2 separate regions of the Homo sapiens genome follow, and region 2 is linked to region 1. The links are chromatin contacts, found by Hi-C or POLR2A ChIA-PET in ENCODE. All regions are on one chromosome and are shown on one strand. The core of a region is the stretch at or near the end of the contact, and the rest is flanking DNA. Distances in the headings are between cores, read along the strand shown.

What was found. Hi-C counts contacts between places; a loop is a spot of excess contacts on that map. ChIA-PET counts read pairs that join two places held with the same protein, here RNA polymerase II (POLR2A). Pooled maps may share reads with other maps.
Region 2: a loop to region 1 is called in a pooled map, with 2.1 times the contacts of the local background. The contact joins two enhancer-like sites. A Hi-C loop is called at or near these places in 1 of 37 single-sample maps with no recorded cell type and 5 of 50 pooled maps. POLR2A ChIA-PET finds 5 or more read pairs at or near these places in 3 of 52 experiments (BJ, OCI-LY7 and activated T-cell).

What each region holds. Positions count from the first base shown.
Region 1 is chr7:152,140,527-152,146,366 of GRCh38, forward strand. KMT2C (lysine methyltransferase 2C) reads right to left here. Exons shown (of 59, transcript NM_170606.3): 54 at 4,627-4,769; 55 at 4,187-4,355. Among named protein-coding and RNA genes, the nearest start is that of GALNT11, 120 kb to the left of the region's middle. Within about 2 kb of position 4,530, at least 3 of the 41 ENCODE cell types and tissues checked have a DNase peak (open chromatin) inside an H3K27ac peak, as active enhancers do.
Region 2 is chr7:152,333,206-152,339,045 of GRCh38, forward strand. All of the region lies in intron 2 of KMT2C (lysine methyltransferase 2C), which reads right to left. Among named protein-coding and RNA genes, the nearest start is that of KMT2C, 100 kb to the right of the region's middle. RefSeq lists an enhancer at 3,784-4,023. Within about 2 kb of position 2,851, at least 5 of the 41 ENCODE cell types and tissues checked have a DNase peak (open chromatin) inside an H3K27ac peak, as active enhancers do.

The DNA.
Region 1 (5,840 bases), core at 3,280-5,779:
AATAGTTGTATTTTCTTGTCCCAATTTTGGGTTTTTGCACTTAATTCTGACTAGAAGGCAACTGAATGCAAAAGTACTAGACTAGATGCAACTGAATCAGAAGTACTAGACTAGAATGCAATTCTAGAATTGAACTGAATTCTAGAATGCAGAAATCAACTGCATTCTAGTCGGAATTACTAGGAGGACCATGTGCTGCCCCAGCTGCATCCTCATGAAGCACATCCGGGAGCACATGGTGGGAAGGGCCATGTGAGAGACTTTAGTATGTGAACTGATTTATCCTCTGAACAAGCATCTTTGATTATCTGTTCTACTCCAGATACAACTCACAAGTGAATGAACCAGAACACACAAAAAGTATGTATGGAGATCAATAGAGTGTGGTTTAAGAATAAACAAGATCAGTGGAAATGAAGAGATTCCAAATGGGCCAGGCGTGGTGACTCATGCCTATAATCCCACCACTTTGGGAAGCCAAGGCAGGCAGATCCCTTGAGGTCAGGAGTTCAAGACCAGCCTGGCCAACATGGTGAAACCCCGTCTCTACTAAAAATACAAAAATTAGCTGGGCATGGTGGCGTGTGCCTGTAATTCCAGCTACTAGGGAGGCTGAGCCAAGAGAATTGCTTGAGCCCCAGAGGCAGAGGTTGCAGTGAGCTGAGATCATGCCACTGCACTCCAGCCTGGGCAACAGAGTGAGACTCCAGAGGCTGAGGCATGAGAATCGCTTTAATCTGGGAGCCAAGATGGCACCACTGCACTCCAGTCTGGGTGACAGAGTGAGACTCCATCTCAGAAAAGAGAAATAGATCCCTGCATGTATGAAAATCTAACGTACAGTAGTAACTGGTATTAAAATTCAGTTTATAGTCAAGATTTCGTGGGGTTAGAAGAAAAAGGCCAGGTGCGGTGGCTCACACCTGTAATACCAGCACTTTGGGAGGCAGAGGTGGGCGGGTCACAAGGTCAGGAGTTTGAGGACCAGCCTGGCCAATATGGTGAAATCCCATCTCTACTTAAAAAAAAAAAAAAAATTAGCCGGGCATGGTAGTACACACCTGTAGTCCCAGTTACTTGGGAGGCTGAGGCAGAAGAATCGCTTGAACCTGGGAGGCAGAGGTTGCAGTGAGCCGAGATCGTGCCACTGCACTCCAGCCTGGGTGACAGAGGAAGACTCTGTCTCAAAAAAAAAAAAAAAAAAAATTCATGCCAGCCACGGGGGCTCATGCCTGTAATCCCAGCACTTTGGGAGGCCGAGGCAGGTGAATTGCTTGAGTTCAGAAGTTCAAGACCAGCCTGGACAACATGGCAAAACCTCATCTCTAAATAAATATTTTTAAAAATTAGCCAAGTATTGTGGCATGCGCCTGTAGCCCTGGCTACTCAGGAGGCTGAGGTAAGAGGATCGCTTGAGCCCAGGAGATCGAAGCTGCAGTGAGCTGAGATTGTGCCACCGCACTCCAGCCTGGGCGACACAGTGAGACCCTGTCTCAAAGAAGAAGAAAGAAAATCAGTTAAAAATGAGTGGGTTACTTCTAAATGGCCCTTCAACAACTGGTTATCCAATGGAAGAAAGCGAAATTGTATTTTAAAAATGTTATGCAAGAAAACCTCTAGAATCCGTATATAATCTAGGGTCTTGACCAAGACTAGATGCAACAGAAAATTATGTATGTTTGTTTATATAAACAGTAACTTTTACAAGAAAAAAGATGTCACACTTGCTGGTAGGCAAAGGATATTTTGTAGGGGAAAATTCTGAATAGTGTAAACTGCTAAAAATTGAAAAATGGACAAAGGATATGAATACGCAATTCCTATGAAAGCAAATCCAAATGGCGGACATGAAAAGCTGCCTATTCAATTAAGGTAACATCAGTCTATATTTATCAGACCAACTAAACAAAAAAATAGTAACACCAGCTACAAATGGGAAACAAGAAAACAGTCTCACATGCTGCAGGAAGAAGTGTGCAGTAAGAGACTTTTTAGAAAACTGGCAATATCTATTTAAATGAAAAGTACACACGCTTTTACACAGAAACCTCACGTTTGGGAATATACCCCATAGGAGTGAAACTATTAATTCATTGTGATATTTGTACAAGATATAGCAACACTGTTTGTTATGAGAAAAATTATAAATCAAATACACACTCATCAGTAATGCAATGGTTTAACTGCAGTTCATCAACACTATGGAACATCAGGTAACCATTCAAAAGAATGAAATGAAGCTACGTCAGTTGATCGAGAGGGACCTCTGATTATTACAGAGAAAAGGAAGACGGAGAAAAATAAATATAACATGATTCCATTTTTATATATGTACATAAAAGTGTATATAGTTCTAAGATATTAGCACAGAAAAACAGGATACATATTAGATCATCCACGGGATCCCCAGGGAGGTGGACAGATGGGAGGGTGGCAGGATGAAATAAGTAAAGAGACAGAAACCAGAGCTCTCAAAAATGCTTCAGGTTAAAGGTGACAGGTTGAACACAGTTAAGATACCCACTAAAATCACAGTAAAAGCACACTCCTCGAGAACACGAATGGGTATAAGAGTGAATGGACTATTTAAAATGAAAAGTAATTGACTTAGCAGGGGAAAGCTAGAACTGGAAGGAGTAGAGGCAAAGCACTAATTCACCCACAGAATCCGAGAGAGGCTCAACAGAGAGGGGCAACAGCAGAGAAAACACAGATACTCCACTCATAATGTAAAAACAAAATATCAAACAAGATCAAGAGCAGAAAGGGCTCGTAGCTAATCTCTAAAAATAGACAAGAAAGATTAGCAGATAAAGTAGAGGAAGTCTCAGAAAGAACAGAGAGACAAGGAAACAAAGAACAGAAGGGGAGAAAGGATATAAGACAGAAATTACTCTCTGACATGCATGAGAATCATCCAGGAGGCCCCACCTCCAGAGCTGGATTCAGTGAGGCTGGGCTGGGGCCCCCGAACCTGCACATCCTAACAAGCTCCCAGGTGACACTGCTGCTTCTAGTCTCAGGTCCACACTGTGAGATCCTGAATCTCAGGGGTTTTAGTGCAAACACAGAGGAAACAGAGGGGCAGAACTTGCAAAAGAATGAATACAAAACACATTTCTCAGACGGAAGGTCACGATGCTCCAGGTTGAAAGGGCTCATCAAGGGAGGAAAGCAATCAACAAAAAGACCTCCACTGAGGTGTAGTTCTGTGAAATGTCCAAATATCAATAAAGAGAAGATCCTACAAACTTCTAGTGAGGAGTAAAAGGGTTCCAACAAAGGAACAAGAATCTGAATGAGTATAGACAAAGGAACGCTGATCCAGTTTATAGGGTAAAGATACTTTGCTGGCTGCTGAGAGGGAACTGGATGGGAGGAGACAGCCAGGCCTGCAGTGGTACAGGCAAGTGATATGTGGCTCAAGATAGGGCTGGTAAACCTAAGAGTGGATCTGAGAGAATTTTTAGGAGAAAACAGAACTCGATGATGCTTTAGGTTTAATCTGGCAGTACTGAGGCCAATGTACACAAACGGTAACATCACTCAGCAAGGAGCTTGTAGGATGGCGGGGTTTAGGAGCTGGACAAGTTTGACAAAGTAAGAGCTTTGTAATTCCATTCTGAGACATCCAAGGAGAAAAATGCTGAACAGGCATTTGGATATTTGGGTCTGCAGCTCAGGAAGTATGGACTATAGGTGTAAACTTAAATGCTTAGCCTATACACGGCCTTACTTGTAAGATAGTCCACAGTCTACCAAAAAACATGCACTGATTTCATGAAACGGTAGCTTCCAAAAGATAAGGTAACTTCCAAAATTGGTGTACCTTTGGAAAATATTTTCATTTGTATTTCTCTCAAGTGCTTGAAACAGCTCTACTGAGCACTCCACAAATCCAGTGTGTGCAAATTACAATGCTACCTGCCTCCCAGGAGCTCTCAACAAGATGCAAAGATGTGGATTCCACTGGTCTGCTTTCCCTTTGGGGAAGCCAATCACCAAGTCCCAAGACTACATATTAAATCCCTAGTGTTACCAAGGGACAGGATTTGATACGATTTTGAAAACACGTTTCTGTCCCTGCAGCTATGTGAAATCATTTTCACATACTGGACATCAATAGCTTCAGATTGCTAGACTCCACCCTGTCTCTCCACTTCCTGTACACAAAGTATTTCTTCACCTGAATCCGAGACCGTGCCAGATACACATTGGATTTCCATTCAGTTTTCATCTTCCGGTACTGCGATGACTTGGAGTGAACAAACTGTTTACTATAAGGTGCGTTCAGTTCTCCAGTGACTGTGCTCTGAAATGACTTTGAGGTGCTGGTGCTGTTTAAGGTGTGAGGCCTGCAGACAATGGCATATCAACAGGAAAAAAATACAAGGAAAACTGAAGATACCTCTGAGTAATGCCCAAAACCAGGTTAATTCAGATTCTTACTGACAGAAACATACATGGAAAGCTGCCTAGCAGAGACACACGGCGAGTTCTCTTATGTAGTTGGGCACATACACAGCCAGACAGCAGGGTTTGTAAGCAGCAGACAAATCAAGCACAGGAAACCACTAATACGCCTAGAAACCCTGGGCTGTACTATGTGAAGTTAAAACAAAATACCTTAACACAAACCTCTTGACATGGGCACTCATTTTAGGTTCAGAACGGGCACAACCTGTGGGGTTAACGGCAAGAGGAAGTTCCATGAGAGGATTTCGGCCGTATCGGAAGGTATAATTTTCACATGCCTCAACCCCAGGAAGCTGAAAAGAAGCAAAGCAGACACAAAGTCACCCCATCTGATGGAGACTACAGACAATCTCAAGCTGGTCAAAGGATGGCCCACGACAGAAATAACTCATCAGCGTTTTCCCCGATAATAAAATGGTCTTCTAGCTTATGTTAACACTATTGGCCTGCAGGTAGATCTACTTAAATATGAGTATGCAAATTCAGTTTCAAAGCCAAACTTAGGTAAACCCTGCCAAATGCTCCTTGAAGAAAAAGATTAGCCCATGCAACAAACACTGGCTGACCAATATACACGCTTGTGTGATTTCAGGGCCTGACTGAAACACACAATACCCACAAACACAGGGCATGTAATGATTCGCATTGAGTTCTTTCCCCTGTATTAATGCCAACTTTTATATCTCTGTCTGGAATTTTACAATTAAAAACAGTTAAAAAATCATCTATATGGTTTCTTTCTTGATCGTTTCTCACTCCTTTCAATTTGACTCTGATGTGATGAGGTTATCGCTCTCCATGTCCTGGGAGCATAAAGCATAGGTGTTAACTCAAGCTTTACTCAAAGTCATTTACATGTTAAAGGTCTTTTCTGGAATACATTGCTTGTGAAATTTATTTCTCTGTAGTCATAAAAGATAAGTATCATTTAGGCAGGGCGATTCCAAAGAAAACAATTAGGCACATTACTCAGTGGCTTTTGGGGTTTCCTCTGCCTGTCCAAAGAAAACACACCAATGATATTTTTATTCTTGAAAACAATGCCTTAGAATCATACAATTTTCTAAAACTATTGTGTAGATATGGTTCAGTTAGACTCACTGACAAACAGGCTTGTAATCTTTTAAGCAAAGAAATGTCAAGAGAGGACAGAAATCAGTGCTGCTGCGATCTACTGCCCTCTAGTGACTTCATCCTAGGAAGAGGGCAGGAGAGTGGCCATAAATACCCAAGTGTCAGGAAATGGGCACACTGACATTCTGAGGTGGGAGAAACTTCAGAAAGGCAAGGGAAGAGGAGAGTGTCCTCACCCATCCAGCACACCCAGAAGATGTGACAAGCCTGGTGTCCTTCACCCCTGCTTG
Region 2 (5,840 bases), core at 1,601-4,100, 190 kb after region 1:
GTATGATCATTCGCATTCTTGGGCTCAAGAATCCTCCCACCTCAGCCTCCCAAGCAGCTGGGACCACAGGCACATGTCACCACATTCTTTTTCATTTTTTTGTAGAGATGGGGGTCTCACTATGTTGCCCAGGCTAGTCTCAAACTCCTGGCCTCAAATCATCCTCCTGCCTTGGCCTCCCAAAGTGCCAAGAATACAGGCATGAGTCACTACTCCCAGCCTATAAGCTCCTCTTTGAAGAACTTATTATCCACATTTCAACAATTTCCTCTGGACTTTATGATTTGTAAGTCAACATCTCTAGCACTAACTCCTCTCCTGAGTTCCACACCATATTTTAACTATACACTAGACATACTTAGCAGCTTGAACACTAAATTTCACACAAAACTTTATCTCTTATCGCTCAGATTAGCACTTCAATCTGACTTCCCTCTTTAAAAAAAGAAAACTATCTTCTACATTCAAAATGAATTTTAGAAAAGTATTTTGAAAAACAATTTGTATAACTATTCTTGGGTAGTTAGAAAAAACTACAAATAATTGTAAATCCTATCAAATCATAAAACTAATGATAACATGAAGCATCAAACAGATGGTTTTGGTTTTCATACTTAAAATAACATGTTTCTTTTCTTTTTTAAAAAATTGAAATAGAAAAGCTGACCTTAAATTAAGTGTTTATACAGTCTATCAATCAAGGTGTCCTGTCTATCCCGAGACAAAATTGATAAAGTATCTAGAATCAAATCTACAAATACGTAAGCTTGTATTCAAAAGGAATAATAAAATGAAAATTTACATTTCTATGTGACAAATGACCTCATGAACAAAATGAATGTGTCACAGATGAGAGAAAATAAATACAATTTGAATCCCCCCCCAAAAAAAAAGGTATTCAGATCAAGAATAGCTAAATAACTCCAAAGATGAACAAGGCACATAAACCTGTAGAACGTAGACAAAGGGGCCGGGTGCGGTGGCTCACGCCTGTAATCCCAGCACTTTGGGAGGCCAAGGCAGGCAGATCACCTGAGGTCAGGAGTTCGAGACCAGCCTCAACATGGAGAAACCCCATCTCTACTAAAAATACAGAATTAGCCGGGCGAGGTGGTGCGTGCCTGTAATCCCAGCTATTCAGAAGGCTGAGGCAGGAGAATTGCTTGAACTTGGGAGGCGGAGGTTGCGGTGAGCCGAGATCATGCCATTGCACTCAAGCCTGGGCAACAAGAGCAAAACTCCGTCTCAAAAAAAGAAAGAAAGAAAGTAGACAAAGGACAAAATCCATACTCTTCATCTTCTATGCTTTCCAAGTTTTAGTAGGACACATAACTGCTCAGCTAGAGACTTTATTCCCCAACCCTCTTTGCAGCAAACCATGGCAAGTTCTCACCGAGAGAATATGACCAGAAGCAACTGCGCAACCTCATCATCTAAAAGGAAGTGAGCTGCTCTTCACTAAATTATAGTCCCCTTTCCTACAGACTGGAATGGACATGACAGCAACCCAGTCGCAATGCTGCCAATGAGGCGCAATGCTCCAGGTGATGGCAGAGAGACAAGACAGAAGAAACCTGGGTCAACAAACAATAATATGGAGCAAAAGACAACTCATCAGCCTATACCTCTCCATCCTCAGAAATATTACATGAGAGAAGATCAATTTGTTTTATTTAAGCCACTGCTATATTTTGGGGTCTCTGTTACAGCAGTTTAACCCATGCCCTAATTAACACAGAAAACTGGTATTAAAGAGTGAAGAATTGCCGTAACAAAATCTTCAAGTGGCTTGATCAGGCCGTGAAACACTGATAATGGAGTCTGAAAATCAACTGACCCTTTTTAGGCTATATTAAAATATTTAATATAGCTATGACCTACAACAATTTGGAATGTAGACTGTACCTACAGAGCCTGTAGCTCTAGGCAAAGCATCTGGAATGACCCAAAGGGTATTCTGTGTTGCCTCTCTCTAGTATTTTTACAGCCAAAGATAGAAAAGAATACAGTTCTGCTAGAGAGACTCTCTCTGCCTGCCTATTATATTCAAAGTACTATAAAATTATCACATATATAAATACCTGTATGAAAGCATTTCATTTCTACTCAGAGAGTCCCAGAATACATTTTGGGATATACCCATTTTATACCATTCTTACTACTGGGTAACAAGAAAGGGGAAGAGAAAAATAAGTGACAAACTTAAGGAGGAATAAGAATAGTGCCTTCAGAAACTTACCAACAATGAGCCAAATGGCCCAGGGTCGCAAATCATTACATTACCCTGAAAACACATTTTTTCCTGGAGCCAGATCCATTTGTCTCCACTCCCAAGCTGTGCTCTCTCCAATCCAGTATGACTTGTCTGCTTCCTTTTACTATGCTGCTATCTACCATATATGACCTCCAGTCAAAAATTTCCTTCTCCTAGCGAAGTATATAACAGTTTCAGCTTTTTCCTTATTTTTATCCCCAAAAAAGAAAATACATAGCACTTTTATTATTTTTAGGGGAGTTTTATTGCTTACAGCTAAGGGAAAAGAAGCAGGACAATGTCTATCTCTCCCTCAAATAAGAGCCAGAAGGAAATAGAAAAGTTAAACGTTAATGTTACTGGTTGGCCAGTAGGTTTGCAGGTATACAACCTTTTGAAATTATGTTTCCTGCATTTCAAAGAGAAAAAAACAGATTCAGACTATAGGGTTTTTTTGTTTTTTTTTTGTTTTTTAAGAAATAGGATCGGCACCAGATCTGATCCCATAAAGCAGGTAAGAAGACAGGCTTTCAGAGTTCATCCTGTTCTCTTTTCTCCTCTAGCTATTATTATTACTGGCTCTGCCCATGATTCTAACTTGGATCTGCTAAAGAAACAGTAGGGAGCGATAGTTTTGGTTTTACTTTTGGTTTAGATTTTGTTGTTTCAGTCTTGTGTTCTTTAACAAATAAAGAGGACTCTATGACTGCTTCCTAGATAGCAGTAATTCCTGCCACAAAATAGGAACAAACAACAAAAAAGGTATCACTAAATATTTGATACTTCAGGTAATAACAGAAGCTGTCTTTAACTGTCACTCTTCATTTGGTAGACTATGTTAGATCTTAGTATCTGTCAAAGTCAAGGCAGGACAACTGAGTGTTTATGTCTCTCTCTCTTCTCCTAATCCTAGTCTTCAAACAATTGTCAGAGTTTGGCAGCAGAATGTGAAACAGACTGCTCTGGATAAAAATGATGTCAACCAGGGATCCAACCAGAGATGTCATCCAGAGATGCTCTGGATGAAATGGCTACAAACCCAGTGATATCTGAGGAAATATGCCTGATGCCAGTACTTAATTATCTCCAGTTTATTATTAAAAATGTACTCTTGAATACTATCCTATGCTTTGCCTAAAGAAAGAAGCTAGCCATTCAACCAATAAAACAGTCCAGGTTTGGCGACTCCACCACTTTGCAGAGTTTTTGCCTTTCATGAGGTCCAATTAGCTCAAACTGCCTGCAAGCCAAACTGTGGAAATTGGAGCAGACATTTAAAAAATTACATTGCATTTTTAAAAATTCAGTGTGGTATTTTTCTTGAATATAAAATCCCTAATATATCTTTTCCCTTACTTTGAACCTGACCTAAAATACAGGCAATGACACTTGGTCACAAAATGCACCAAAGTCAGAAAGGTGGGGACAACTGCAACCCTGGGATAAGGACAGGCAAGGCGATTTCATCTGTAGCCACTATCTACGGATAATCTCCATCCACTAGGTGGCACATGTACAGTGGTAAACTATACTAAGGAACCTAATCATTGACCTGGCGTGGTGGCTCAAGCCTGTAATCCCAGCACTTTGGGAAGCAGGAGGATCACTTAAGCCCAGAAGTTCAAGACCAGCCTGGGCAACATGGCAAAAGCAAAAAAAATTCAGCCGGCCTTGGTGGCACACACCAGTAGACCCAGCTATTCAGGAGGCTGAGGTGGAAGAATCACTTGAGCCTGGGAGGCAGAGGTTGCAGCTGCACCAAGATCACACCACTGCACTCCATCCTGGGTGACAGAGCAAGTCCCTGTCTCAACAACAACAATAAAAAAGAGAACCTAATCACATGTAAGTAGATTCCTAAGAGAACTTGAAGACAATGTGCACTTCATTAAATAGCATCAGCTATGTGCCAGGCATTATCTCTGGGGATGCAAAGATAAATTAGATCTAACCCTTTCCCTTAAATAAGTTCATAACATACCCTCTTTTAAACCTTTACTTTTCCACCTCCAATGACTCTAATTTATCCTACACAAATTGGTTCTAAGACATGAGAAAGTTTAATAGCAAAAGGTGTCTGCTGTGTTAGTTAAAACCAAAGGCTTGGAATCCAATGGTTCCGAGTCTGCATTCTAGCTCTGCCATCTGCTAGCAATGTGACCTTTGGCAAGTTACTTAACTTCATCTCAATTTTACTTTGCTCGTCATTTAAGACAGACAATACCACCTAGTATAAAACTGTCTTTATGATCCAAAAATAAAAAAAAAAGAACGCATGAAAAGCACTTAGCTCAACGTCTTAAGTGTAGTGATGTAGCTGCTATTCTGATGACCTCTATCTACATTCACACACTATAGTCTATGGATTCACTTGTCCACCTCACTTATACAACTTGATTTTTTTTTTTTTTTTTAAAGACAGAGTCTCGCTCTGCCGCCCAGGCTGGAGTGCAGTGGCGCGATCTCAGCTCACTGAAAGCTCTGCCTCCCAGGTTCACGCCATTCTCCTGCCTCAGCCTCCCAAGTAGCTGGGACTACAGGCGCCCGGCACCACACCTGGCTAATTTTTTGTATTTTTTTAGTAGAGACGGGGTTTCACTGTGTTAGCCAGGATGGTCACGATCTCCTGACCTCGTGATCCGCTTGCCTCAGCCTCCCAAAGTGCTGGGATTACAGGCATGAGCCACCGTGCCCAGCCCTCACCTACTCAATTTCTAACTCTTGATGTCACATCATGAATTATTAAATTGCATTATGAGAATTAATGAGAATAAAGAAGACATTTATTTAGCCCCCTCCGATCTATGCTCCAGAGTTAATATATCATTAATTTAGAATGGTTATTTACCAAACAAAATTTTGAGTAACAAGTACATACTATAATTTCTATTCAAATGGTAGTCATTACAAAGATAGTCAAGATCCCTACGTTTAATGGATCTAGATGAAAGACTGAAAATAAAAATAGGACACAATAATGATGATGCTGGTAAGCACATGGCATGATGGGAGTTAAGGGGAAGAGGTGGGGAATACAGCTCAGAAAGGCTTCAGAAAGGTATTAGAAGCCCAGCTAAAACTAAAAGGATAAATCAAAGTGTGCCTAATAGTTCTCTCTCAAGTTTTCTCTTTTAAAAAAAGAATAACATCTAACATATTTTCTTCATTCAAAAGATAAGGAAACTAAAATCTGAAAGTTAATTACAAGCTCAAGATCACAAAGCTAATAGGAAACAAAGCTGGGATACAAAATCGGGTTGTGTAACTCTAAAGCCTGATGTGCTCTTTTCACTACTTCCACCGCCTGGCAGAGCATCAAAGTGTAGCATGTAAGTTTTATAAATACATCAATATTAAAGAGAAATGTTAACAGTCTTACTAGGACCATGTTACTGAGGGATCACTTACTGAATATAAACACTATGAGATAACTAAAAATACTCTTTTTTAAGCACTGCTGAATAAAATTATGAAGTGGACAGAACATTTATCTCACAGCCAAGTTCACAGAAATAAAGCATTTTGATTTTGAACAATTACAAAAGTATTTCCCTCAAAGGTTAAATACTTCTTTGAAAGGACTGTG